Regions from separate parts of the Homo sapiens genome. Here region 2 is linked to region 1. A link is an interaction called in ENCODE POLR2A ChIA-PET data of the cell type or tissue named here. Cell type or tissue: CD4-positive, alpha-beta T cell. All regions are shown on one strand. Region 1 has its middle 45 kb from the start of MEAK7. Region 2 overlaps LOC105371376 (a long non-coding RNA gene).

Region 1 (2,500 bases):
AGCTGGTGGGCTGAGCCTGCTTCCCGAGGCTGGGCTTTGGGGTTGGGGTCTCTTTGTCAGCCCAGGAATAACCCAGCACCCACCCGCCCAACCCACACACATACACAAACAGTTCATTCACCCTGCAGGAGAGGTCAGGCCCTCCCACAGCATCTGCCCAAGATGCTCGCAAATCCACGGGGACAATCCCAGGCCTGGGGCATCTCCATGTCACATAGGAGGGGGGGGGGTGCTCAGCCGAAAGCGGGGCCTCGAGAGGCTCTAAAGACAGCAGCACACGGCTGGGCGCGGTGGCTCACGCCTGTAATCCCAGCACTTTGGGAGGCTGAGGCAGGCAGATCACCTGAGGTCAGGAGTTTGAGACCAGCCTGACCAACATGGAGAAACCCTGTCGTTGCTAAAAACACAAAATTAGCTGGACGTGGTGGCAAATGCCTGTAATCCCAGCTACTCAGGAGGCTGAGGCAGGAGAATCACTTGAACCCAGGAGGCGGAGGTTGCGGTGAGCCGAGATTGTGCCATTGCACTCCAGCCTGGGCAGCAACAAGAGTGAAACTCGATCTCAAAAAAAAAAAAAAAAAAAGCAGCACAGGGCTCACTTTTCCCTCAGACCCTGCAGGGCCATGGAAACAGCCACAGGGGCTCAGGCAGCTGAAGAGAATGTTCTAGAATCCACAAAGAGCCTGGCCTGGCAGGAGCCTGGGGACCTGGAGATGCAGCCGGGTGCATCTATTCAGGCTTTCAAGCCTCCAGCAACCTGGAGACCTGCTGTCTCCACGCCTCGCCTCTCACACGGAGCCAGCCTGTGGGGCGAGTGGCTGCCTGCTTCCACCACCCCGACTCCTCCGTGTTGGTTGGCCAGGGTAATGAGAATGTGCTTGTTTTGATGAAATGTCAATCACTTGTATATAAATATCTATATTTAGGACTCCTTTAGAAAATAAGAAAATCTGGGAGCACACAGTCACCATGCAGCTGCCCTCTTTAGAAAGACACGCGCCCTCCCCTGGCCACAGTCCCCACCTCTCCCTGTTGTCTCCTTGGTGCCCAGCCTCCAGCCCTCCTCCCCGTACTTGCCAGGCCCCGGAGGCCTTGGATCCCCAGTCCCCTGCCCAGAGATGCCCCGGGGCAGCCAACCCCATGCCAGACGAGAGTCTCAACCGAGCAGGGAGGCAGGCTGAGACGCAGGAGGCCTTGCCCACTTAGAATCAGCCACCAGTGATACAGAGGGTGGAGGAGGAGAGGCAGGAGGATGGAGGAAGGACATGCCAAGGTCTCAAGCTGGAGAACACGGGGCTGATGGGGAGGTGGCAGAGACAGGGCCTGCTGGGAGAAGCAGGAAAGGCAGAGAATGTGTCCATGCGTCCGGAGCCCTGACCTGTGGTGGGGCCGTTCTGTCGGCAACCGGGACATGCGCTTGTCTGAGTTCCAGGAAGAGAGAGCTGTGTGCACATCCTGTCATCAGAGCAGCTTGAAATAAATGCCCCTATTTGTGTATCCGATTGGCAACAAGTAAAAGATTAATGATAGGAGACAGAAAGCAGATGAGTGGCTGCCGGGGGCCAGGGAGGGGGTGGGGAGTGACTGCCTAATTGATACGAGTTTTCCTTTTGGGGTGACAGGAAAGTTCTGGGGCTAGAGCAGCGGGGGTGGCACAATATCGTGAGTGTGCTGAATGCAACGGACTGGATCACTTTAAAATAGTTAAAATGGTAAGTCCTATGTCGCGTGTATCTTACCACAGTTAAAAAAAGATGACTCATATCCATTGTTGGTGAGGGCAGGGGAAAGGGGGCAGACTGTCAATCAACACGTGGCTTCGGGAGGACAATTTGGTAATTCACATCCATAATGTCCTTTTTTATGTTTTAATTTTTAATTTTTATTTTTTGTAGAGACGGGGATCTCATTTTGTTGCCCCAGCTGGTCTCAAACTCCTGGCCTCAAGTGATCCTCCCAATTCGGCCTCTCGAAGTGCTGCGATGACAGGAATGAGCCACTGCTCATGCAGCACACATCGATAATTTAAATGGTTAGCCCAAAAATCTTTTAGAAATCCACCCCACAGAAATTCTGAAATAAAGACTTGTGTGAAAGGAGGTTCAAGACAGAAGTGTTCCTTAAAAGCGCAATTGCTGGAAACCATAGGAATGCCTTACCAGTTTTCTTTTGTTGTGTAACAAAGTACAACAAACTTGATGACTTCAGACAACACTCTTCCCTCCCCATAAAAACACCCAAGTCACTGGTGATGTCACAGTTCTGCAGTTGAGAAGTCTGGACAAGCACGGTTGGACTCTCTGCTCAGGGCATCCTAAGGCCAAAATCAAGGTGCCAGCTCACTGCATTCTCACCTGGAGCCCAAGGGCCTCTTCTGAGATCACTTGGTGGCTTTAAGACAGGGGTTCCCGTATTTCCCAACTGTGAGAGCCATGAGCCATCCTTACCTCCTGGAGGCCTTTCTGACCCACCCCCCGCAACAATGGAGAATTTCCCTGTT
Region 2 (2,500 bases), 96 kb after region 1:
GTTAACTGGGCACTGGCATAGATAGCCTGGGTTTCTCATCCTGGTTCACGTGCTTACCAGCTGTGTGATATCGGGTGAGTCATCTAATCATTCAGAACCTCAGTTTCCTCATCTGTAAAGTGGGGAGAACAATAGCATTGACCATAGGTTACTGTGAGGATTAGACAGGGGAGGGAGCAGAGCAGTTAGCACAGGGCCTGTGCATGAATTATGATCAAACTAGGCCTAACTTGCCCAGGCCCCGCCCCATGTTTTTGCTATTCTGGGCTTCCAGATGGTGTGCCTCTTTCACTGGGTACTCTTCTGTGACATTTGTTTCTGCACAGAGGTATTGAGGATGGAGATAACCTAAGCCTGGAGTGGTCGTCTTTGGTGACAGTGGCAATTGTTCCACCCAGGAAAGAAAGGAAGAAAGAAAGAAAGAAAGAAAGAAAGAAAGAAAGAAAGAAAGAAAGAAAGAAAGAAAGAAAGAAAGAGAGAGAGAGAGAGAGAAAGAAAGAAAGAAAGAAACGAAGGAAGGAAGGAAAAGAAAGAGGAAAGAAGGAAGGAAGGAAGAAGGGAAGGAAGGAAAGAAGGAAGGAAGGAAAGAAGGAAGGAGAGAGAAAGGAAGAAAAAAGGAAAAAAGGCACCATGTTGGGGAGAGAGTGTGCAAAAGAAAGGAACAAGCTTTTCTCCTGCTTTTTTGGAACAAAAGGTGGCCCACATTTTCATCCTGCACTGGGCCATGCAAAACATATAGCTGGCTGGCTCCATCGGATGGTGCCTGAATCTCAGAAGTGACAGTGTTGAGCTGCTGTTGGGGGCACCAATTAGGACAGGCTTTCAGGGGAGAGGCATGGTTTAGGGTCTTACAAATATGCAGACCTTTGGAGCCAGCAATTCCCCTTCACTGTCAGAGATGTGCATATGGATGTGTGAGCAAGGATGTTCACCACGGCATGATTCATAATAGAGACACCAGCTGGATGCCCAACAATGGGGGGAGGTCAAGGGCACAATCCATACTGAAGGATCAGGCACAGCCATTAAACATCATGTCATCAACGAGGACTTACTGACATGTGAAAAACTCATGACATTTGCAAAATGGGGAAAAAGTCAGCTACCAAGGAGTGTGCACCATAGGATCTCATTTGCATAGGCGTGCAGGGAATATATGCAGGAGAAAAATATTGAGCTGGTTTATCCTTAAATGCCAATAGCTGTTCTCCTCAGGTGGGTTATGTTTTCCTCTTCTGGGCCTGTTTTCCAACTGTCTGCACTGAGCACACATCACTGTCATCAGTGCACTGAGGTACTGTTGGGCAGTGGCCAAGGCTAGGGCTGCAGACACTGGAGGCAGACTCCCTGGGTTCAAAGCCCAGCTCTGCTCCTTACGAGTTCTGGGACCTTGAGCAAGGGATTTAACTTCTCCAGGACTCAGCTTCCCCATCTGCAAACAGGGAAAGTAATGATACCTTCCTCAAAGGATCAAGGTATTAACTCACCATGATAGGGTCATGGCTGATTGACTTGTTTGGCTGTCTTCCTAAAACCCCTGAAATTTTCTTCTTTATATCCCTGGCACCTACCACAGTGCCAGGCTTACAGCAGGTGTTCCTGAAAAGTCTGCTGAATGAACGAAGGAGGGAGTGCATGAATTCATGTAAGGATGGAGATCCACATCCCAGGGTACAGAGATAGTATCAAATGAGTTAATACATGCAGAGGGCTTACAGCACTGCCTAGTGCTTAGAAAACTGGAATTATCATTATGGCAAAGAAATTGTGTAAGAGGAAAATGTTGAGAGAACAATATGAACCAATTTTTTTGAATGATGTAGAAATGAGTGTTTGTTTTATTTTGTTTTGTTTTTGAGACAAGGTCTTGCTCTGTTACCCAGGCTGGAGTACAGTGGCACAACCACAGCTCACTGCAACCTCGACCTCGTGGGCTCAAGCAATCCTCCCACCTTAGCCTCCCAAGTAGCTGGGACTACAAATGCATGCAGCCATGACTGGCTGATGTTTAATTTTTTTTTGTACAGACGAGAGTCTTGCTATGTTGCCCAGGATGGTCTCGAACTCCTGAGCTCAAGTGATCCTTTTTCCTCCCAAAGTGCTGGAATTACCGGCATGAGCCACTACACATGGCTGTTTGGTTTTTTGTTTTGAACTTTTCTGTATTGAGAGTAGCTGAGTAAAGCATGCATTACTTTTATAATTTGGGAGGACACAAAACGTTACTGAAAGAAAAAGACTGAGAGAGTGGTTCACAAAGTGCTGTTGGGGAACGCAGGGTGAAGCCAAGTTAGCCGAGTCCACACCGTTTTCATGTCAAGGTCATGTGTGGATGAGCTTGTCTTAGGCCCTTACTCCGGCCCCCATACACCAGGTTGCACGTCTTCTCATTCATGATGAACACAACACCCGGAAGGCCGATGTTCATGCTGAGTTATAGGCTCTACAGCGAAATCTCTTGTTAGATAAATAGATAGATAGATAGATAGATAGCATAGAT

The links. Peaks named below come from ENCODE experiments on the same cell type or tissue, not always from the same donor. Only the 100,000 strongest peaks of a DNase experiment are listed, where the experiment ranks them.
Region 2: POLR2A ChIA-PET joins it to region 1 with 7 read pairs; 5 of 35 experiments call an interaction of 5 or more read pairs at or near these places.

Annotation. Positions count from the first base shown.
Region 1 is chr16:84,547,993-84,550,492 of GRCh38, forward strand. No RefSeq gene overlaps it. Among named protein-coding and RNA genes, the nearest start is that of MEAK7, 45 kb to the left of the region's middle. RefSeq lists enhancers at 1-148, 900-1,649. In CD4-positive, alpha-beta T cell, no CTCF peak of the experiment used is centred here; a DNase peak (open chromatin) is centred at 1,499; H3K4me3 peaks cover 1,982 bases; H3K27ac peaks cover 1,954 bases.
Region 2 is chr16:84,643,697-84,646,196 of GRCh38, forward strand. LOC105371376 (a long non-coding RNA gene) reads right to left here. Exons shown (of 4, transcript XR_933817.2): 4 at 1-112. Among named protein-coding and RNA genes, the nearest start is that of KLHL36, 3.6 kb to the right of the region's middle. In CD4-positive, alpha-beta T cell, no CTCF peak of the experiment used is centred here; no DNase peak of the experiment used is centred here.